3 separate regions of the Homo sapiens genome follow, and regions 1 and 2 are each linked to region 3. Evidence: chromatin loops called from intact Hi-C (ENCODE). Cell type or tissue: endothelial cell of umbilical vein. All regions are shown on one strand.

Region 1 (8,000 bases), 140 kb after region 3:
TTTTATTGATTAATGGCTTGGCAGACTTCTCTATGAAAGGAAGTTGTGAAACTCATAAAGAGTTGGAGGCTAGGATATACATAGAGTTACTATATGTTTTAAATTAAACAGCAACAGTGAATGTGTACTTGAATATATTTACACTAGGGTGGTCTGGTAACTAGGAGGGGCCCATCACTATATATATTTTAATAGTTTTTCATTATTAGTCCATTTAAGGTTTTCAAGAAACCATATTCTTAGCAAGTTACAGATGATAAACAATTTTTCATGTAATAACTAGGTTAAAAGAAATAGGATGAACTATGTTTTTGTAACAAAAATGCTAAATTTTATTTTTAGTGAAATTGAAAATAGTGCAGCTTGTAGAAGTAATTCTCAACATTTCAAAACCTCTTCCCAAAGATATACTTTAATGACTGCATTTCGTTTTCAGTTAAGAAAACAAACCAGACTCTTGATGTGGCAGATGTCTTTGTTTATTCCCCAAAGGGGAGTTGGGGGAGAGTTAAAAGGAAACTATGGAAATCCTTTTTTAATTCCTAGACTTTTAAGTCCCTCTTTACTCAAAAGTTGTTTTGCATATGATTTATAGATGGTTTTATTTGGTTAGTGAAGAGTAAAATGTTTCTCTTCCTGATTCCTAAGTGTATACGTGGAATCATTCAGAAAAATGTTCAGTTGTGTGTAGGCCATGAGAAGTCCTGAGTCACCCTCATTTGCTTGCCTTTTGTTCATAGGGAACAGTATGAGAAGACACGCCTTTCCTCTGTCACAGACCAAGGTCAGATGCACCAATGAATGGAATACATATTTACCCAATTTATCGTGGGGTTCTAGAAATCGGGAGTGGGGGTGGGGACTGTTTTAACTCCTTCAGTGCCACTGGTTAGGCCTCTGACAGCAATGGTACTACAATCAAATAAAAATTACGGGTGTGACTTTCCAGATTACAAACTCTATAGATCCCTTGTTGCTGTTTCTCTTGACAGCCTGCATTTTCCTTAATATGTCTGAACCCCTCACTGTAACTTAAAAAGCACACAAATAGACAATTTATAAATTACTCGCTAAGCGGTTAGAAGATAGAAAATGGGTAGATTTATGGATTATCTGTGGATTCCTCCATTAATCCTCAGATAAATCCATAATTTGTCAGGGATACCCACACTACCCCTAGTTATTACATTAATTTATACCTAATTTAACAGTGAACATTGTTTTAACTCATTAGGTGTGTCATCTGCTCCCTCCCCATGTCAATACAACTTAACTTAAAATGCTTGATTTGAAACAGCTCTCTGATTGTTTGATTTGAAGTGTAACTTGTCTCTTTAAAAGATTATAGAATATGAAGTCTGTATTTGCACTGGTTTTAATCAGAAAATTATGCACATCTGCCTGGCACAACATAAAACAATCCATACAACCCACAGAAAAGGTATTTTAGGACAAAAAGTAACTATACCATAGACAGATCATTATTGAGAATCATTTAGACATTGTATCTTAAAAGCTGTTCTTTTATTTTTAATCCAAAACCCAACTGAGTAAAATTTCCTTATTAAACAACCCTATTAGAATGGTATAAACAGTTTCTTCTGTAAGACAAACATTTATTTGGAAAATATATAGAATGGCACTGTATAACACTAACTCAAAACATGGAATAATAAATCTTCAGTGCAAGTAAAACATCACAAAATCAGCCATGAAAAGCCTCTAGGAGATGATTTCTGCCTAGGTCAGATAAGTCTAGAGACTAGACTACAGGATTCCTAGTTTAAATTGAGAGCTTCAAGGCACCGGTTCTCATCCTTTGAATGGGCTGTCAGAAGTTAGATTGCGTAATCTAAAGAGCCTCCTCCAGCAGCTCTACAGACGCCCTTGATGCTGAGATAAGACATCCTGTATAGGGTAATAATGTCACATTTGAATATTTCTAAATATAGTTTACATTTTGGGGGAAATGAACTACATTACATAATCTGTAGATCACATCACTTACCACTTTTACTTAGCAATTAGTATTTCTATATCATCACCATCAGGTAGCATTCAGATGCCCATCGTGCACAAAAAATGAGTTCGGTTTTGTTGTGGAGGCACTCAGCAACTTTAGCAGATAAATATTTAAGTCATTGCAAATTTATCTGCAATATCTATAGAAAACATCTTTCCTATACTAGTTCAAATAGAGTACTTTGAATTGCGTATGTGGCTATTTATGCCTCCGGGGTGGGGGGGCGGTGGGAATTAAAAACCCGGAAACATTTCGCCAGAGCTCAGGGCCTCAATTTATTTTAATGCATGGAAAGAGTTTATTAAAAGTGAACCTCAAATTACTGAGGTTTTGCCTTCTTTTATTGTATGATTTTTAAAGTATTTGCCATACTAGTAAGAGTTCTGCAGAGAAGTGACATGTGGGAGTAGAGATTGTCTGGGTCAGACTAAATCAGCATTTCTTTGGCACAGGCTTGTCTTGGGCCGTCTGCCTGAGCCGACTGTATGTGTGAGCTGCAAAACAGAAAAAAGCTGTTGAGAGTCTTAGCCCAGGCTAAGAGCCCATTACCCCCATTTTGTTATTTCTGCCTGCAAACAGCAGTTCAATTAGCTTTTCTGGTGATAAAAGATAAAGATTTATTGTACCCCATATACAATTGAAATCAGAATTTCACAGGAGGGTCACAGTCATTAGAGAAGTTTTGGAATACTATTCTCCTAATAAGCACCATATGGGTTGTTGCTGTTATAATTTAACACCTACTAAGCAGGCATCTCATTCTAGGCTTTGAACAGCTGAGAGGCTAGCTCCTACCTTTTGTGCAGCTTAAAGTCAAAGCCACAGGTAGGAAATGTCACTTTGCTTGGTTCAAGACACGTATTGACAAGAGTTAACCACGAGTTTGTTTCCTTCCAGTTTATCTTACAAACCACAGTAAAATTCTGACATAGGAACACAGTCCGAAGTCCAAAGTGCTTTCGCACAATAAGTTCATTATGCCCAGCGTGCAATTCATGCATCAAGGGGGCCGCCGGACCCCATTATCTTTATACAAATCAAGAGGCCAGTTGGAACAAGGAGGCTGGTCAGAATGGTCAAATTGTAGTTTTTCCCTTTCTTTTTTAAAAAATTTATTTTTTCACTTTGTATCGTTGTTCAGAATGGCACTTTTTAAAAGGAAGAAAGCCTCCAGCCCTGCCAAGCTCTGTTTACTCCACGGGAAGGAAAGGGGAGGAGGCTCCCTCACTCTCCAACAGCCTGGAGCCCACAAGGAGCCCTTGCTGCGGTTTCCAAGGCGGCCCCCTGACTTGCGCCGCGCCTCTATTCTAGAACTTTTCCCGGGCTGGAGCAGCGCAGTCTCCGCGCGCCCGGCTCTGCGCACGTGGAGCCGCGCGACCCCGGGCGGGGCGGGGCGGGGCGGGGCGGAACGGAACGGAACGGGACGGGACGGGACGGGGCGGGGCGCGGGCCCGGAAACGGGAAACGGCCCGGTGCGCCCCGCCCCTCCGCTCCGCCGCCCAGTCCTGGCCCCGAGCGCCAGGCCAAGCCAGCGCGCCAGCTGCCGGGCTATAATTAGAGGGACCGCAGCCCGGGCCCGGCCACCTCCTCGCGCCCCCCGCCCGCGTTCCCGGGGAAGAATGTGCGAGTGCGCGCGAGGGCCCGAGTGCGCCGCCGCCGGCGCGCTCTCTGGAGCAGAGACCGCGTGGTGAACCAAATAAAGTAAAAGGTCTGGCTCCTGCTGGGCGAGGCCGAGCGAGGAACGTGCGCGCCAGAGCAGGGGTGTGGCGAGCCCTCGGTGGCCCAGAAAAGATCAAACGCGCGTCAGCAGCAGCCGTGGCTGCCGCCTGCAAGGGTCCCTGACGCGGGCCGGGCTGTACAGGGTGGATTTTCTAAGTTGGAGATGGCGCATGACAAGAGCTGCCCCAAATCAAATGTCACTCCCTTTTTGGAAATCATGATGCTGCTTTTTTTTTTTTTTTTTGGCTGCAGCTATAATAAGCCAAATGTTCCGTGCTGGTGAAGTAAACACGCGTGTTTAAGAAGCATCTGTGTTAGCACTAATGGATGGTGCATGCTAATAAAAATGTATTTATTAAGCAAACCTCAGGACATGCCCCTATGGGAACTGCCCAGAGTACTGTTAACAACTGACTGCCTGAAAATGAGTTTACTTTCTATCAAGAAACTTTTATTTAAATTTGAAGAAAAAAGTTTTTCTTTGATCATAGCATTGTTGTGCACCTGAGGTTCTACCCAATTAGTTAACTGCTAATTTTTATTAATTATTCCCTTTAATACTCTGCAGTATTTTCTCAAAAAATGAACAGCATGACCCCTGTCACTTTAAAAAACTGACATTAAACTATTTCTCCATCACCAGCCTTGGAGTTGGGGGGGCAGGGTGCTGGCTACCAGAAGTAGCAACTAGATTGTGGAATAAGTATTGTGTAATAGTTTTAGTGATTGTTTAAAAGTGAATGAACCGGTGAATGGATAGGAGGCTAGAAAAAAAAAAAAAAGCCTTGCTTCAGGCTTGTGAATTCCTAGACACAACCCTACCCAAAGACTTCCTTCACCAACATATTTTTCTTTCTAGATAATAGGCACAAAAACCATTTAGAAGTTTGAGATGGAAATCATGCAATGCACTCTGCTCTTTATATATGTTACTGAGGAATCTGGAAGCTTTTCCGGGTTGAAATGCAATTCCTAGGAAATTATTCTTGCTCTTTTCCTGTGGCTGTTTTTAACACAGCAGCAATGCAATTTCAGTGGCTCTGCTCCTTCACAAAGACCTTTGAGAGGGAACTATGCTGAGAGATGCAAATTCAAGGTTTTCTGAAAACACCTCAGAATTGTCCAGTTCTGCCCCCAGATAAAACCACTAGAATAAAGGTCAGGAAATCTCCAGATGTTCTTGGGACTTGCGCAGTCATCTCAGGTAATTCAATTAGCTTTTGTGTCTGTTTTGCAATTATTAAAAAAAAATATAGGCCAGGCACAGTGGCTCACGCCTGTAATCCCAGGACTTTGGGAGGCCGAGGCGGGTGGATCACCTGAGGTCAGGAGTTTGAGATCAGCCTGGCCAACATGGTGAAACCCTGTCTCTACTATATATACAAAAATTAGCTGGGCGCCGTGGTGCATGCCTGTAATCCCAGCTACTTGGGAGGCTGAGGCAGGAGAATCACTTGAACCTGGGAAGCGAAGGTTGCAATGAGCCGAGATCGCCACACTGCACTCCATCCTGGGCGACAAAGTGAGACTCTGTCTTAAAAAAAAAAAAAAAAAAAAAAAATATATATATATATATATATATATGATGTACTTGCCTCAGAGGGGGCTAAAATATCAAATTAGGTAATTTCTATGACAGATTTCTGGTTTTTCATTTATCAACCAGACATGAGAAGGTGCTGTCATACAGGGCATCATTAGGTGATTGGGCACAGTGAGTGCCTACCACCCAAAATAGAGACTTTCAGTTATTATATTAAACAGAATAATAGCAAATCGCTTTGAAACACTGGAGAGAAGGGGCTCCCCCTGCTGTCATCACAGAAAATGCATTGTCTCAGGCCAGTGTCTTGTAGCTAGAGTACTCACTGGGTTTCAATCACAGTACCAGAAGATTCTCGAAGTTATCATCACCTTGGAGGATGTATAGTTTCATTGGAACTAAAAATATCACAAAAAAAGAATATGCATATTTTTCTTGAAACACCCTATGCTCAGATTCATTTACTCAAGGCTCAGCCTGCCTATGAACCACCAAAATGGTCTACCTCACTCCATTTATGACTTTAAAAGCAAGGATGGTATATGTGTGGCTGGTAGCAGCTGGAGGTGAGTGGGTTGAAAATATGTTTGAACATATTTCATTTTTGTTAAGGTTTGTTTAAATAAGGAATCAATAAAAATGATGTATAATGGGAAATAAGAGCATCTTCATTGGATTTTGGCCTTGGTAAAAACGTTGTGTTTGTAAAAAAATCATTTAATTTTCTTGTAAATCATATTTCTTTACACAGGAGCCACTGGATTCATGAATAAGTCTTCAGAGGTCATGAAGAGTTGGGTTTGTCAGCCTCAAAATTTGTAGCACTGGAAAGAAATGATTCAAGGTCTCAGTAACAAATACTGGCTGAGCTGAGTCTCAAGGAATGACCAGACCAAGCCAGAGATCCTTCATCTAGGCCATGTTTGCTGAGGGGTTGAGGACATGGATGGAATTAGGTTGAAACTCTTCGTGAACAAGATGAATTGTAAGCAGTTAAGAAGGAAAAGATGCTGGATGTGGTGGTTCACACCTGTAACCTTAGCACTTTGGGAGGCCGAGGTGGGAGGATCACTTGAGACCAGCCTGGGCAACATAGTGAGACACCATGTCTACAAACACTTTAAAATAAATAACAATATTTATTGTTAAATAAACAAATATGAAAGGAAAAGAGATGGCATGTGCAAGAGTTGAGAGATTGGAGAGGAAAAATTACATGAAGGAACCAACATCTGGCCATAGCCATTCATTCATTCACTTATTTGTTCATTGGTTCACTTGCTCTTTCACTCCCCACATATATCTCATGATAAATAACATGGCCTCTGGGGTCAGACGGCTTACTCTTAACTTCCAGCTCCACCTCTTTCTAACCTTAAATATAAAGGTATTAAGAAACAGTATCTTCAGTTTGCTTCCAGAGACCACTTTCTTCATTCTGCAACCTCACTGGCTGTTCTTTCACTGATTCCTCATCGTCTCACTTGTTGGAGTGCCCCTAAGCTTAGTCCTCAGATGGTTTTTTTTTTTCCTCTCTCTCTGTCTACACTTACTCCCTGCAATCTCATCCAGAAATATGGTTTTAAAATAACATTATATGCTTACTCTCAGATTTATTTCTCTAGCCTAGACCTCCGTCCTTGAGTGCCAGCCTGGTATATCCAGCTACCTACTCAGTTGTTCGCTTGAATATCTAATTGACGTCTCACATTTATATGTCTGAAGTTGAACTTCTGATCTCCCTCCCACCCTCGCCCAACACCACCGCACCACAGTCCCCTTTCAGTCTTTCCCATTTTACAAAATGGCAGTTCCATCTTCTAGTTGTTTGAGCCATAGACCTTAGAGTGGTCTTTCACTTGGATTTTTTCTCAGCCATTCTCCATCCAGTCTATCAGCAAATCCTCTTGGTTCTACCTTCAAAATATATTCAGAATCTGACCACATCTCACTACCTACTAGACACCGCCATCATTTCTTGTCTAGGGTGTTGCAGAGTCTTCCAGACTGTTCCTCCCGTTTCTGCCCTTGTCCTCTGCAACTTATTCTCAGTTCATCGGCCAGAATAAACCCTAAAAATATTCATCTGATCTTGTTTCTCCTTTGCTCAAATCCTTTTCTTGCCTTTCTATCTCCTTCAGAGTCAAATCCAAAGTCTTTACAATGGCCATCAAGGCAATGCTATTTCCCAGACATGGCTCCTATCCTTGTTCATGCTAGCCACGCCAGCTTCCTGGCATTCCTTGACCTTGCTAAGCATGCTCCCACCTCATGGCTCTTCTCTGCTTGGAATGCTCTTCCCTCAGATGTATGCATAGCTCATTCCCTCATTTCCTTCAGGTCTCTATGCCAAGGTCCCCTGATGAGTGATCTTCCCTGATCAGTCCCCTGATCTTCCCTGACCACCCTCTATTAGCATCCTCTTGCTCCTATAACAACGTCCCACAAACAGTGAATTAAAAGTACACCAAATGATTATCTTACAGTTCTGGATGCCATGATCTAAAATTAAGATGTCGGCAGGGCTGGTTTCCTCGGGAGGCTTCAGGGGAGATGCCACTTCCTTGCCTTTTCAGCTTCTAGAGGCCACCTGCATTCCTGGGCTTGTGGTCCCTTCCTTGAATCACTCCAGTTCCTGCTTCCATCATCACTGCTCTTCCTGCCTCCTTACGAGGATCCTTGTAATTATATGGGGCCCAGCTAAGCAGTTCTAGG
Region 2 (8,000 bases), 120 kb before region 3:
AGCTGGGACTACAGGCGTCTGCCACCACACCCTGCTAATTTTTGTATTTTTAGTAGAGACAGGGTTTCACCATGTTGGCCAGGCTGGTCTCGAACTCCTGACCTCAGGTGATCCACCCACCTCGGCCTCCCAAAGTGTTGGGATTACAGGCGTGAGCCACCCCGCCCAGCCTCTTGCTATTTCTTTCAATGCTCCCTGTGCCTTGACAGAGATCCAGGGATTGTGTTGAAGACAATATGTGTAAAAGTAACCAGCATTGCACCCTAAATTGTCCTTCCCCTCTGACAATTGGCCACCATCTCTGTATTAAGCACAAGCACCTCAACAGGCCCTCCGCTGAGGATGCAGGTGAGGACGGGCTGGATGTGCCTTTTATCCCCTCTTTGTGGTGTTACTTGCTCTATTGCAGAATCGAGCATTGGCCCCATTATTCCTGAATGAGTCAGAAGTCTCCGCCCCTCTGCTGAACAGGCCGATGTGTCCCTTGACACACACGTGATAATGGTGCAGTTAAAAAAACAAACCCATAGAGATATGGAAGTGCAGATGTGTAGACGCCCCATGGTTTTTGGTGACACAAACGTCAGCTGTAGCTCAGGGACGTCCTCCTGATAGAACTCGCCATTGTGGCAGGCAACCTCTGAGATGAACTCAGATAGTCTTGCCTGCTGACACCCATGCTCTTGTGTAGTCTCTTCCCACGCTGAATAGGGCTGACTGTGTGACCAATAGGATATTCTAGAGATGACCGACTATGACCTCTGAGGCTGGGTTATAGAAGAAGTGGTGCTTCTGGCTGGGTGAGGTGACTCACACCTTATTCCAGCACTTTGGGAGGCCGAGGCGTGTGGAACACTTGAGGTTAGCAGTTTGAGACCAGCCTGGCCAACATGGTGAAACCCTGTCTCTACTAAAACTATGAAAATTAGCCAGGCGTGGTGGTGAGTGCCTATAAGTCCGGCTACTCGGGAGGGTGAGGCAGGAGAATTGCTTGAACCTGGATGACAGAGGTTGCAGTGAGGCAAGATCATGCCACTTCACTCCAGCCTGGGCAAAAGAGCGAAACTCCATCTCAAAAAAAGAAAAAAATAATAATAAGAAGAAGAAACGGTGCTTCCCTCCTTGTTCTCTTGGAACACTTACTCTGGGGGATGCTAGCGCCACCTCATGAGGACATTGAAGAAACCATACAAACAGGCCCATGCAGCGAGGGCTAATGGTCCCCAACAGTCAGCATTGACTTGTAGGCTGTGTGACCATGGGGACATCTCAGAAGCAGATCTTCCAACCCCAGTCATGCCTTCAGGTGACAGTAGCCTTGGCTGACATCCGAACTATAGCCTGTGCCAGAACCATCCAGTGAAGTCACTCCCAGATTCCTGACCCACAAAGACTATGACATAAGAAATGCTCACATTTTGAGTGCTAAGTTTTGGGCTAATTTGTTACACAGCCACTGATAACTGATACACCCATGGCAAGGACACAGGGACTTCTGACTCAGTCTGGATTCTCAGTCTGACTTGCCTGTGTTTCCAGCTAATGTTGAGTCCTATCCACCGAGCCTCCCAGTACTGCTTCTGGCGACATGCAGCTGCACTGAGGCATTTGAGACCTGGTGTTTCTACTATCTGGATCACTGAAGGAACCTTGGATGCTTTTTTCTAAGCCTGGTAAAGCCATGCAGCAGATCAGCAGGAGGGCACACATTAGCCCACGGGCTGCCTGAGCCCTGGCCTGCAGCTACTCACCTCCTCCTCCTCCTGGGGCTTCACTCCTGTGCTCATTCCATCAGCTATGAGAGTTCAGCTTGACACACAGAGCCTGGTCTCACAGTCACTTATGAGGGGCCATGAGTTCCAGGGTTTCAAACCAGAGAAGATGGGGCTGATATATTTTGTCCATCAGAAACAGCAGAGTCCCACCATGCTAGAAAGACTGTTAGGAGGGTATAGTGAGCCTGGCATGGAGCAGGCACTGAATTGTTTGGTGACTGAGGGGGACTTGGTCTTGCATCCTCCATCACGCTGCTCAGAGAGACGTGGGGCAGAGGTTGTGCTGTGTGTGTGTGTGTGTGTGTGTGTGTGTGTGTTTGTTTGTTTGTTTCTTTCTTTTTATTTTATTTTATTTTTGAAACGAGTTTCACTCTTGTTGCCCAGGGTGGAATGCAATGGTGCGATCTCGGCTCACTGCAACCTCCACCTCCTGGGTTCAAGTGATTCTCCTGCCTTAGCCTCCCGAGTAGCTGGGACTACAGGCATGTGCCACCACGCCCGGCTAATTTTGTATTTTTAGTAGAGTTGGGGTTTCACCATGTTGGTCGGGCTGGTCTCGAACTTCTGACCTCAGGTGATCCGCCCTCCTGGGCCTCCCAAAGTGCTGGGATTACAGACGTGAGCCACCATGCCTGGCTTATTTATTTTTATAGAGATAGGATCTTGCTTTGTTGCCCAGGCTGGAGAGCAGTGGCATGATCATGGTTTACTACAGCCCCAAACTCCTGAGGGGGTGATCCTCCTGACTCAGCCTCCTAAGTAGCTTGGATTACAGGAATGTGCCGCTATGCCCAGCTAATCATTTATTTAGAGATGGGGTCCCATCGTGTTGCCCAGGCTGGTCTTGAACTCCTGGCCTCAACTGATCCTGCTGCTTTGGCCTCCTAAAGTGCTGGGATTACAGGTGTGAGCCCCTTGCCCAGCCTGCACTGTTTTCTGGAGCTCACACTTTCAGAAAGAAATAGGAACACTGGAGTGGAAGAATGGGCGTGGATGAAGAGATTGATGGGGACTTCCAACTCATGCAAGCAAGTGCAGCATTTGGCAGGGGAGGCTCACAGCACATCCCACTTCTGCAAGTCACCAGTGGGTCTTTTCTTGCCACAGGGATCCATCTAGGGGTCCAAGGTATGAAGTGAGTGGGAGGGACTTACAGAGAGACACACGTCAGCTCTGCCTGGAGAAGGATGTCATGGATCTCAGTGGCACACCCAGGTCTCAGAGAGGCAATGAGTTGCTTGTCACAGGAGTTGTTTATTCCCAGCCAGGTGGCTGGGATGGGAGTCTCAGGAGATGAGAGGACTATACTGTTTTTTTCCTGGAGAGGTACATTTCTCTAGTCTGTGGATCAGGCTCCTAAAAGTCCTGCGGAGGCTGCAATTCTGCTGCTTCCCTGCCATGGACTGCCAAATGGGCTGGGTGAAGGAAGGTCCTATTCTCAATGGCATTTCCAGGACCTCTCTGTGTGTGTGATCTGGCTACTTTAGACAGCAATGGTATATTTGCCTTGGCTGATGGGAGTCCCTCATCCCTTGAGCAGTTTTGTGGAGAGCAGGAGAAATGTATCACAGTGTCTTGACGCTCCTGAAAAGCGTATGAGTCACTAGTACCAGGGAACCTGGCGTCCTTTTCTCAGTCATTGAGCTTGCGAGCCAGATCCGAATCATCTTTCCTTCTGCAGTCCTTAATTATGGGGGAAAAAAATGGACTTGTAGAAACCAGTCCTGTGTTTCTGGATGTGGAAGGACTCTGAGCTTTCTCTTGGGCAGAGGGGTTGGAAGGGGACAGGGCACAGAGGGCAAGGGCTCTGCATGATGCCCAGGGGAGTAGAGTCCAGCCTCCAGCCTCTTGTCTCCCAGAGCCCTCCCTGGTGGTCAGTGTTGTGGCCTTGAGCCCCCAGTAGGCCAGTGCTCACTTGGATCCTGCAGCCCAGGCTGGGGCTGGGGATGAAATCTGTGGCCTCCATCAATCATAGCAAATGCATTGTCCCCAGTCGATGACAAAAGGCCAGGAACTGGAACCTCCCCAGACCGACTCAGCTAGTTCACTTGGCTAGAGCCCAGGCTGGTGGGAACCGGATGTTTTGTGGAGGATTGGCGTCTCTCTCCCTGCCTGTGCCCCACGCCGCTCAGTGCTTTCCCTTGGAGTCCTCAACCGTGGAACCGGTGCATTCTTTCCTGGGCAGCTGCTCTGCTCACTTCCAACATGTTGTGCTCTGAGCTCATAAAATCAGAGGAATCAAAGGCAGAAGCTGCAAGCGCTCAGGCCTGCGGGGACCGGCGGCTTTGGAAACTCCAGTTTGCTTTCTTCTTTCCATGTGTGGCAGATGTGCCTGTCTCATCTTGTAGCGCCTTGGCCAGCTTTTGCTTTTCCGCAGAGGAAGGTAAAGCAAAGCTGTGGCCAGAGACCCCTGAGGCTGGAAAAACGTTTAAAGCCCGAGGGGGAGGGCTGCCCTCCCAATGCAGATAAAGGAATGAAACAATAGAGCAGTTGTCCATTTGGAATCCTGGGAAAAGCTCAAAATACGACAGGGAGGTCAGATCAGGCTGGACCCATCTGTAGCACTGAGGGCTGGAGGGGGAATGTTCTGGGCTTGGAAGGCTTCTCTTTCCCCTCTGGTCTCATGAGCCTACTGTCTTATTAATGAATTTGGTTTGCCTAGAGGTCCTGACTCAGTGGCCAGTTTGGTTCCAAAGCAGGTAGTGGCCCCTCTTGAAAAACAGCTGCCCACCTGTTGACCTCATCTTTTAAAAACATGCAGGACATCCATCCACGTGAGAGATCCCTGTGGGTCTCATGGGCCATCCCTGGCTGCCCCTTCATTCTTGACCCTGCCCCATCCCTCCGGGGTCACATTTGGATCTGGGAGAAATATTTGGCAAATGTGAAAATGATAGGTTTAGCAAGAGCCTGAGGAACTGGTAGGGAAAGACTTGTTTCGTTCACGTTTACTTTTTGAACAGATAATTCATTTTCTTGGTTCACAAATCAAAACTATAAAAACCATGACTTCTACCCTTGCTCCCATTAACCCCAACCCAAGTAACCACTTATATTAATTTCTTGGGTGTCTTTATGATATACAAACAAATGTGTGTGTATAACTTTGTACATATATATTTTTTCTTTTTCTTTCCCCCTTTCACAGAAAGGAACTGCAGCGGCCTTTGAGAGAATGAAAAAATACTCAATCTCACTTAGGTTCAGAGACATGCAAATTAAAACTATAATAAAATACCCATGTGGCAAGGCTGACAGAAGTTAGCATTCTGTGCAAACTGGTTTGGACTTTGCTCTTTTCACTTACCTGTGTATATATCTTGGACATCTTTCAAATCAGTACATAAAGAACGTCCTCATTCATTTTTTACAGCTTAATAGTTTCCTAGTTATGGACACATCGTAAATTTATCTAACTGGTTTCTATTACAGACATTTGATTTGCTTCCAATCTTTTGCTACTACGAACCATGCTACCCAGGATGCTTCCTATACATGTAGGTATACTGGTAGAATAAATTAAGGCAAGTGGCATTATTGAGATAAAGGGTAAACATATTTATAATTTTGGTAAGGGTTTTCAGACGTCTTCAACAGAGTGTACACTATGCACTGCCACTAGTAAAGAATGAGAGTCTCTCTTTCTCCATAGCCTTGCCATGCAGGCATTTCATTGTAGTTTCAATTTGTGATTCTCTTATTAAAGTGAGATGGAGCACTCACTTTAATTCCATTCTTTCAAGACCCATTTGCATCTCCTTTTCTATGAGCTTCCTCTTCATCTCCTTTGCCCATCTAAAGAAAAACTGTCTTGTTCACTTTGGTCTTTTTCCTTAACCATGCCTAGTAGCTATTTGTGTGTTAAGGAAAGATTGGCTCTCTGGGATATGAGTCACTCCACATTATTGTTTGTCTTTTAATTTTGCTTATGTTTTGTGGATGTCTAAGTTTTTTAAAAATTAGGTGGTATAATATAGTAATCTTTTTTTTGTATGAATTCTGGATAAAAGAAAGGCCTTCTATTCTCCAAAGTTCTAAAGGAATTTGCCGATATTTTCTTCTAGTTCTTCTATGGCTTCTTTTCTTTTCTTTTCCTTTTCCTTTTTCTATTTTTTGAGACAAGATCTTGCTCTGTCACCCAGGCTGGAGGGCAGTAGCACAGTCTTGGCTTACTGCAGCCTTGACTTCCTAGGGCTCAGGTGATCCTCCTGCCTCAGCCTCCTGGGTAGCTGAAATTACAGGCACGTGTCACCATGCCTGGTTAATTTTTGTACTTCTTGTAGAGATACATGTTGCCCAGGCTGGAGTTTTCATTTTTCAAGAGTTTGTATCTTGGCCAGGTGGCCAGGTATGGTGGCCCATGCCTGTAATCCTAGCACTTTGGGAGGCCAAGGCAGGTGGATCACCTGAGGTTGGGAGGTGGAGACCAGCCTGACTAACATGGAGAAACCCCATCTCTACTAAAAATACAAAATTAACTGGATGTGGTGGCATGTGCCTGTAATCCCAGCTACTCAGGAGGCTGAGGCAGGAGAATTGCTTGAACCCAGGAGGTGGAGGTTGCAGTGAGCTGAGACTGCACCATTGCACTCCAGCCTGGGCAACAAGAGCAAAACTCCATCTCAAAAAAAAAAAAAAGAGTTTGTATCTTTAATCCATTTGGATTTGACTCTGGGGAAAAATGTGAGGCATGGATTGAACTTAACTCTTTTCCAGTTGTTCTGATATCGTTTAGTAATACCATTCCTCTAGTGGTTAGAGATATCACCTTCATAATTTACAGAATCTCTGATTATAATTGGGTCTATTTCTGCATTTTCTAGTTTATTCCATTGTTTGGGATGTCTGTCCGTTGGCCAGTACTATGCTGTTTTCATTACTGAGACTTTACAATACACTTTGAAATGTGATAGAGCTATTTTTTCTCATTCCTTTTCGTTTTGTTTCTTGCTGTTTTTGCTTTTCCTTTCTTTTTCTATTCTTTACCTGGCTATTTTTTTTTTAAATTTGGAATGGAGAGCTTTATTTCACATAAAGGGCTGCAGCCTGCAGGGTGGCCATTCTGACAGGTTGGGAAGCATAGTCTCTGGCCAGAAACCAGAAACAGAAACTTTGAGAGTCAGAAGAATAAGACAGATATTTATATTAAATGGGGTTGTCAAATATACATATTCAATAAGCTGGAGGAGGAGTCATGAACATTTATGAAAGGAGAAACATGCGTGTGTGCAATTGAGCTTCATGCCTCTCTAGGGGACCCATGTTCAAGACATGGCAGTGGGGTTAGCACAATCCAAGGGTGGGGTTTTTGGTCCTCTGACGTCAAATGGTGAAGCAGAGGACATGGACACCCTCTGCACATCCTGCTTAGACTGCCTGGCTATTCTTGCTTGTTTCATTTTTCCATATGAACTTTAGAGTCAGCTTATCTAGGTTTTTTTTGAAAAAGATTATTTGTATTGAGGTCACATAAAATTTATAAATTCTTTTTAGGAGAAGTGATGTGGTAATGAATCTTTCTCTCTTAGAAGGTAGTATGTGTTCCCATTGGTTCTATTGTTCCTTTGCATTTTTAAAGGTTAGTTTCTCTCTTAGGCATTTTGCATGCATGTTAGTAAGTTTATTTGAAGGTATTTTTTGTGTTGCTGTTGTAAAAAAACCCAAACAACTCTTGAAGGATACACCATTTTTCTCACTCTATCCTCTGCCTGGTTGATACTTGTACATAATACTGTTGTTATCTATTACGTTAGTGTGTACCATGCTACCTTTTTTTTTTTTTTGAGATGGAGTCTGGCTCTGTTGCCCAGGCTGGAGTGCAATGGTGTGATCTCAGCTCACTGCAACCTCCGCCTGCCGGGTTCATGTGATTCTCCTGCCTCAGCCTTCTGAGTAGCTGGGACTACAGGGGCACACCACCACGCCTGGCTAATTTTTGTATTTTTAGTAGAGACGGGGTTCCGCCATATTGGTCAGGCTGGTCTCGAACTCCTGACCTCAGATGATCCTCCCGCCTCGGGCTCCCCAAGTGCTGGGATTACAGGCATGAGCCATTGCACCAGTCCCATGCTACTTTTTTCAGAAAGCCTAATTAATGTAAAGAATACAAATGTTATTTGGGTAAGTACCCAAAATGAGTATTTTAGAAATTAGAAGAAGGCAGTCCCAAATAGATTTTAGGAAAACCATAATTGGGGTGGGATGCTTAAGAGTGTGCTTCTTGAG
Region 3 (8,000 bases):
TTACATGCCCATCAAACTTATGTGAGGATGGGGATACCATTATAATGATTTAGCATCTGTCCACTGCAAGGAAAAACCTCCACTGTTTATGAATTATTATATGCATGTTACAGGTGAATAACTGAGGCTGAGTCAGGATTCAGCCCTAATTTCTGTTAACTCTGCTCTGGGCAGAGTGAGGCTTTATGCACAGCAGATGGTAAATGCATGTAAAAGCATGAGACTCGGTGTATAAAGATCAGAGAGAGCTAAAGTGTGTATGTGTGTGTGTGAGTGTGTGTGAAAATCATTATAAGTATATAGAAATATAGAAATAGAATTGAATTGTTTGTTTTAAGGGATTGAAATGCAATGAACTTATTGTCAACACTGCATGATACTTTGAGGGCTTCATACTTTTTCAGTAATTTTATATTCATTTTGTCATTAGATCTTCACAGTAATCCTGAAAGTTCAATAAGTCAGATATTATTATTATTATTATTACTACTACTACCACTACAATGATTATTCTTGATTTTTCAGGGGAAGAAGCCAAGACTCAAGGAGTTAAGAACTTTTCCAAGGGTAGCTATTAGCCAGGACTCAAACCTACATACTTGAATGAATTTCTACAACCTGTTATTGAAGACTAAGGAGTAAGAATTCTGCCGGAAGACTGTGTTGCCGAACCAATCAGTTTGTCTAAAACTCTTTCACTCCCCATCCCCAACTCCCTGTTGGCCTAGGGGCAGTCTGAGAGGGGGCTTAGAATAAATCAGAAGAGGGGTCTCATTCAGATTGTTTTGCTGTGATCACATGTGAGTCAGATTTTTCTTCTGTAACAAGAGGTAGTTGAAGAGGTAAATCCCTAAGCTTTCTGCCATTGTAGACAGGTGTTCTTCTCTGATCCTCAGGGCCACAGTCGGAAAGGAAGTTGTCTGCACTGAGAACCGGGAGGGATCCCTCCGTTGCTTCCATGAGGGTGCGGGACTCATGGCTCTGGGCCTCCAAGGCACCACGGCCTCTGGCTCCATTCCACCCTCCCCGCGCTCTCCTCAAACCTCAGGCTTCCTTTTTCTGCCTGCTGCAGGGCTTCTCAGCCTGGGCTGGATCCTGGACAGACAGGCCCAGGCAGGCTGTGCACTGTGACCTGGGGCCTTGCTGTGAACAAAGAGGACTTCAAGAGGAGATGGCCTGGAGGAGTTCGCCTTTGTGGTCATTTTGCTTCAGGTAAATCCTGTATAACCAGGAACCAGGGATAATGAGTCAGGGACCGACCATGAGAAACACACTGTTCTAACACAGCTTCTGAAGAGCCTTCTGGAGGGGGCTCGAGCTTCCCACATGGGGGGCCTCTTTCCAAGACCCAACTGCCTAATTTGGAATCTCCCAAAAAGTTTGTTTGCTTTTGTGCGCACATGATTCCCAAGACAGTGTGTTAAATGACTTGAATGAATCATCCACTGCTCCCTCCATTTATCTACCACCTGCTTCCTTTTCAGTCCGTGACAACCTGGCTTCCATCAAACCAATCAGCCCATCACCCAATACTAGCTGTTCCAAATATAAATTGTTGTCTTTGTCACTTTGCGTAGTCACTCTCCTCTTGAAATATACACATGTTGTGAAAGGACTCTAGAAATAAATCTTTCCTCATTAAAATTTTCTACACATGCGTTAATTTTTCCTCCCTTTTCAACAGCGGACCAGTCAGCAAATAATGACTGCCCTTGGTCATCCCTGGGAAGATAAAGGATTATTAAAAGAGGGCCCGGCAGCTTGCAGATTACACCTGCTACATTTGGAGTGGAAAGAGGCTTCTCTGTCAGTGCCCCTTGCCCCCATGGAAAGACACTAATAGCAATCTTCAACCATAATTGTTTGGTCCATTTTGTTCTGGACCAAGTTTGCATAAGTTTTAAGCCTGAAAGTCAAAGAAAAACGAAATCTTACACGTCAACATGGCCTTTCCATCACTTGAAAAAGGCACCCTCTCTCTCTCTTTCTCTCTGCCTCGTAAACACAGCGGTCTTGCTCAGAGCAATCTTGAGCTCTGAGCTGTGAAGAATTGCTGTAGGTAGGAAGAAACGTTGGCTCTGGAATTCAATTAACTGTCAGCATTGCTGTTCGAGTCAGGATGACTCACTCCTCTTCAGCAAATGGGCATGGGGGCTGTGAGCCTCCAAGATTAATGGTGATTGATAAGCCGCTGGAGCTCCAGGACGAAGCCTCCCAGAATCCTTCCCTCACCCACACACGTTTTTACATGAAAATATAATAGATAGTGGGAGAGGATGTGTGAGTACAGAGGAGATGCTGTCAAGAATTTGCCTGTATCCTTTTCTTTTATATTGGTAAGTTTCACTGGATTCTAAGCTACTGAAAAGCAGGGACTATGTTTTATATTTCTTTTCTCTCAGTTCATGTCCAAATTAATGCATCAGGTGAAAAGAAAGGATGCTGTCTGATACCCCATGAGGTAGGTATGAGGCCCATTCTATAAATGAGGGGAAGCAACGTGCTAATAAGAGAAAAAGCTAGGACTCGGTCCCAGAAAGTCTGCCAAGGGTGCCAGCTCCAACCGCTGCAGGTGCCGCCTCTTCACGAGCACGTTACGCCATTTCTCTCTTTAACACGGAAAGCAAAATGTGGGCCTGACTGTGGTGAGGGCATGCTTTTCCATTCTAAATGGCAGCTAGCATGCATTACATGTACAATATACAACAGGAATACAATACGCGGGAGAGAAAACCTTCCCTCCCCTTTTCCTCAGGCACCTGGCTGGTTCAGGCTCCAGTGGCTTGGTTTTGTCGCTGGTGTTGTTAGTTTCCCCCAGCATCCCCATTCATTTTCCAGAATCCTCTGTCCCTCATTGTAGTTTTGTATTTGCAGATACAATCTAGGAAACAATTCAGATGGGAAAAGAAATCTTTTCATGAGAAAGGATAGTAAAATTAACAGAAAGCTGGTTAAACTTACAATTTCCTCAAGTATTGAGAATAAACATGAATCCATGAGAATAAAAACTCAGTATGGATTTGTCCACAACGCTTAGGAGGAACATGTTAGAAGTGCCACATGCAGGCCAGGCGTGGTGGCTCACGCCTGTAATCCCAGCATTTTGGGAGGCCGAGGCAGGAGGATCAAGAGGTCAGGAGATCAAGATCATCCTGGCTAACACGGTGAAACCCTGTCTCTACTAAAAAAAATACAAAAAATTAGCCGGGTGTGGTGGCATAAGCCTGTAGTCCCAGCTACTCGGGAGGCTGAGGCAGGAGAATCGCTTGAACCCGGGAGGTGGAGCTTTCAGTGAGCCGAGACGCACCACTGCACTCCAGCCTGGGTGACAGAGCGAGACTCTGTCTCAAAAAAAAAAAAAAAGAAAAAGAAAAAGAAAGAAAAAGAAATGCCACATGCATGTAAGAGTCCAGGCAGGGTGGTCAAACTGTCAGATGCGCAACATTCGAGGGGCAAAAAGGATGAAATAAGATGCTCTCTAAACGCATGAGCAAGACCAGCTGTCAAAGCACTGGCGCCTTTATTCACACATTTTGTAAACCTCAGGTAGACAGGAGACAGCAGTAAGTACGTGACCTCAGCGCGTGATCCTCATTCAAACTGGAATTCGAGTATCACTGGTCTCAGCTGCAGACATTTCAGAGTGGGTCCATTTGCTCTTAGGAACTTCCAGGGCACCCCAGCACCACTTGTTTTTGCCTTTGTCTTTGCTTTCCTTCCCCACATCCCTACAAAACCAAACAGACTTGCTCTCCCAGCTTCACAAAGAGAAACGGATTCCAAGAGGAAATCACTTCACAGCAAGTGAGCCCTGGGAAGAATTAAAGACTGAGGAGCCCTTGTAATGAGATTAAGGGAAAAATGCTTTTGTGCATCCAACTCAGACCCGTCCTCAGTATGCAGGACGCGAGTGGTGCCAAAACAAACATGGGTATTGTTTTGGGAAGGAAAAGGTTAACAAGCTATGAAAACAAAATTAGAGATATTTTCAAAGCATGACCCTCAGCAGAATGAGTAGAATGCAGTCTACCCAGGCAGCAGCATTCCCTCCTCACTTGACATTTATCCTGCAGCTTGTGGGGGAGCAGCTTCGGCTGTTATGTTCCCAACGGATGAGGAGGGAGCTGCACTCCTTGCGGCGGAGAAGCCGCATCCACTGGGCAGAGGCATAAAAGCTTGGGTCCAGGGGAAAAAGACATCGAGCTCCTTGGCGCCTTCTTAGAGAGGAGCTTAGAAAAAATTCTCTGTGGATCTTGCAGAGCTTGAAACATACGCTTTCATCTTCCCTCTGGCAAAAGCACTTAGCCTGGAATTGGAAATTCCGAGTTTGTTTCCAGATTTGGTCTCAGACTGGCCCTGAACACAAGAGCTGTGTCTCAGTTTCCTCATTCTGTCCATTCAGGTTTATTGGATGCCCACTGTGTACCAGGCTGAGGGCTTCCTGCTGTGGCTCTATAGTGGAAGGGCTTATCCTTGTCTTGACGGGACTCAAGCTCTTGTGAGGAAACAGATATGCAAAGAGATAATTATTACTGCAGTATAGAATGCATATACATGTAATGTTTATCAAATGGAACAGCTTTTAATTGGTTCACAAATCTAGCAGTAATGTGGCCAATGTCAGTGGACATCTGATACACAAGTAGAGTGTGTGTGTGTGTGTGTGTGTGTGTGTGATCGGACACCCAGTACCCTTCCTGGTTCTTTAAGAGCCTGTGAGAGCCCCTGTCCATGTCCTAAGCCTGATTACGGTGACAGAGACTGTCGCTTGGCCGTAGAGTTGGAGCCACAACGATGACATGGTATGTGACAGAGCCGAGATGAAGGAATAGGGAATGGTTCCTTGCTACTCTTCATCCAAAAAAGATTGCTAGTGCCCACGAGTGCCCGGGCTGTCTTAGTTTAATTCCATGCACACAGACTCCAGCATTTAACCATCAGAGTCAGAGATGTTTTATAAACAGAGTCACGAGCCCTAGCAAGAGAGAGAAGCAGGTCAGAGCGTTGAGGTGTCTGCGCAGGTTTTATGAGAAGGCACCCCGTTTTCTCCAACAAGACTCAAAATCTTGTTTGTTGCATTCAAGTCTCAGCTCTTCCAGGGTCTTCCGGCATCATTCTTGGCATTTTAGATGAACTTTCTGAACTTGGCTCAGAATGAGGTGGTGAAGCTTATTTCCAACGTCTTTGTGATTATTTCATACTTGACACCTCACATCCCTGGCTGGAGATCTCCCAAGATCTGAATTGACGGGTTTCATTTCCATGCATCTCAAAGTAGACATACTAAACGGAAGTGCACGGGGTGGCTTGGGCTCAGAGAGGACGGGCTGCGGGCGGTGACCTACCTAAAATTCTTGCTCCAATTATTGAAATATAGCCACGTCGTTTTTCTGAGACTTGTGATAATTAGCCAAGAAATTTGCTGACACTTAAAAGTAAATTTGGTATGAGCAGGTATTACAGAAAAACAATTCTACTGCCCATTCCTTCTTTTTTTTTTTTTTTTTTTGAGACTGAGTCTCGCTCCGTTCTGTTGCCCAGGCTGGAGTGCAGTGGCCTGATCTTGGCTCACTGCAAGCTCCGCCTCCCGGTTCACGCCATTCGCCTGCCTCAGCCTCCCGAGTGGCTGGGACTATAGGCGCCCGTCACTACGCCTGGCTAATTTTTTGTTATTTTTAGTAGAGACGGGGTTTCACCGTGTTAGCCACGATGGTGTCGATCTTCTGACCTCATGATCCGCCTGCATCGGCCTCCCAAAGTGCTGGGATTACAGGCGAGATCCACCGCGCCCAGCCTCTACTGCCCATTCCTTCTTAATTCACAGAAGAATTACCGATAATCTACTTTTTGGCTCTCTGGTTAATTTCTGGTTAACTGTTAAGTACCAAGAGTTTTGGTAACCTAATGTGAAATTAATCAAGCTTTTTATTTCCAGGCCTGTATGTGAGATTTGACTTGTCCTTCCAGATAAGGTATTTACGTTCATTTTAACATAGGTTTCTTTGCATGTATTTACCCAGTCCTTGATTATCTGGAACAAAAATTACTAATCCTATACTGGCTTCCTCTCTTGCTTCTGGGTGACTTCCCTCCTTTCTCCTGCCCATCCCAGTCAGGAATTTCTGTGGTACTGAATATACCATGGCACTTATTCCATGACGTGTCTTACGGGAAACAAGAAGATTGATACCCATTTTTGTTGCCCTGATGAATGAAGCTTACATCTGAAATCTCTTTTTAAAAATTTTTTAAACATTTTTTATTTTAATGCTTCAAATTTTTTATGGTAACATGGGCTGAAACACCTGAAATCTTGTCTTACTTGTTTACAGATGTTCTAAAATATTTCCGATACTCATAATAGATCCAAGGACTTTCTTGACATCTCCAGGAAGCTAATGAACATCTGCAACTCAACATGCCCGAAACTGGGCTCCCTATTCCCCTAGGCTGCCTCCCACCAAACCTGTTCCAGCCACAGCCTTCCTATCTCAGCTGGGAGCATTTCATTCTCCTAGTGGCTCAGGCCCCAAACCTCAGAGTCATCCTTGACTTCTTTCTTTTTTACTCCACATCCAAACTGTCAGGAAATCCCACTTATTCCCACAAAATATATCCAGCTCCACTGTTGTCACTCTGAGCCACTGCCATTTTTTGCCCCTGGATGACAACTGTGACCTCCGATAGGTCTGCATCTACCTTCAACCCACCAGCCAGAGTGATTCTTTGCAAATGTAAGGTAGTGCTACACCTGCTCGGGACCCTACAGAAGCTTCTGGCTCACCCAGAGAAGAGCAGAAATCATTACACCCACCTCCACCATCTCTCCAATCTTATGACCTACCACCTGCCCAGTTTGACTCCAGTTCAGCAGTACTGGCCTCCTTGCGATTCCTCCAAAAAGCCAGACATGCTACCACTGTAGGGCCTTTGCCCTACTTCTTTCTCTCTTTCTTTCTCTCTTTCTTTCTTTCTTTCTTTCTTTCTTTCTTTCTTTCTTTCTTTCTCTCTCTTTCTTTCTCTCTTTCTTCCTTTCTCTCTTTCTTCCTTTCTTTTTCTTTCTTTTTCTCTTTCTCTCTTTCTTTCTCTTTCTTCTTCCTTCCTTTCCTTTTTTTTTTTTTTTTTTTAGTGCAGTTTTGCTCTTGTCGCTCAGGCTGGAGTGCAATGGTCTGATCTCGGCTCACTGTAACCCCCGCCTCCCAGGTTCAAGTGGTTCTCCTGCCTCAGCCTCCCAAGTACCTGGGATTATAGGCATGCACCACCACTCTTAGCTAATTTTGTATTTTTAGTAGAGATGGGGTTTCGCCATGTTGGCCAGGCTGGTCTTGAGCTCCTGACCTCAGGTGATCCACCTGCCTCAGCCTCCCAAAGTGCTGGGATTACAGGTGTGAGCCACCGCGCCTTGACCCTACTTGTTCTTTCTGTCTGCAACATTCTTCGCCCTGATAGGGCTCTGGCCACTCCTCCCCTCCCAGTGCCTGCTCAGACCTCACTGCTCAATGCCCACCCTGACCTTTGTTGAACTTACCTGCAATACTGACCCCATCTGCTTGGCCTTAGCATCCCTGGTCTCCCTTCTCTCACTCTGTTTTTTGTTTGTTTATGTTCTTTTTTTTTGTTTTGAGATGGAGTCTCGCTCTGTTGCCCAGGCTGGAGTGCAGTGGCGTGATCTCGGCTCACTGCAAGCTCCACCTCCCGGCTTCACGCCATTCTCCTGCCTCAGCCTACCAAGTAGCTGGAACTACAGGCGTGTGCCACCACACCTGCCTAAGTTTTTGTATTTTTTAGTATAGACAGGGTTTCACCGGGTTAGTCAGGTTGGTGTCAATCTCCTGACCTCTTGATCCACCTGCCTCAGCCTCCCAGAGTGCTGGGATTACAGGCGTGAGCTACCGCGCCCGGCCTGTTTGTTTATTTTCTATAGCATTCCTCCTCACCTCCCAAAAAGTCCAGGATCTTTGTCTGTTTTATTTACTGATGGGTCCCTAGTACCTAGAGCA

What was found. Hi-C counts contacts between places; a loop is a spot of excess contacts. Peaks named below come from ENCODE experiments on the same cell type or tissue, not always from the same donor. Only the 100,000 strongest peaks of a DNase experiment are listed, where the experiment ranks them.
Region 1: it touches region 3 in a loop (5-fold over the local background); 6 of 110 quality-filtered maps call a loop at or near these places.
Region 2: a loop joins it to region 3, with 10 times the contacts of the local background. A loop is called at or near these places in 11 of 110 quality-filtered maps.

The regions. Positions count from the first base shown.
Region 1 is chr1:234,595,663-234,603,662 of GRCh38, reverse strand. No RefSeq gene overlaps it. Among named protein-coding and RNA genes, the nearest start is that of IRF2BP2, 11 kb to the left of the region's middle. RefSeq lists silencers at 707-876, 2,762-2,811, 3,212-3,741 and enhancers at 3,285-3,798, 3,799-4,312. In endothelial cell of umbilical vein, a CTCF peak has its summit at 5,560 (motif pointing left); DNase peaks (open chromatin) are centred at 692, 2,572, 3,402, 5,522 and 1 weaker place; H3K4me3 peaks cover 912 bases; H3K27ac peaks cover 5,071 bases.
Region 2 is chr1:234,859,076-234,867,075 of GRCh38, reverse strand. All of the region lies in intron 2 of LOC107985365 (a long non-coding RNA gene), which reads left to right. Among named protein-coding and RNA genes, the nearest start is that of LINC02971, 94 kb to the left of the region's middle. In endothelial cell of umbilical vein, no CTCF peak of the experiment used is centred here; a DNase peak (open chromatin) is centred at 3,825; H3K27ac peaks cover 2,619 bases.
Region 3 is chr1:234,740,076-234,748,075 of GRCh38, reverse strand. It overlaps LOC105373210 (a long non-coding RNA gene), which reads left to right. Exons shown (of 3, transcript XR_949292.3): 2 at 526-1,212; 3 at 1,685-2,540. Among named protein-coding and RNA genes, the nearest start is that of LINC02961, 16 kb to the left of the region's middle. In endothelial cell of umbilical vein, no CTCF peak of the experiment used is centred here; DNase peaks (open chromatin) are centred at 2,105 and 3,885; H3K27ac peaks cover 2,409 bases.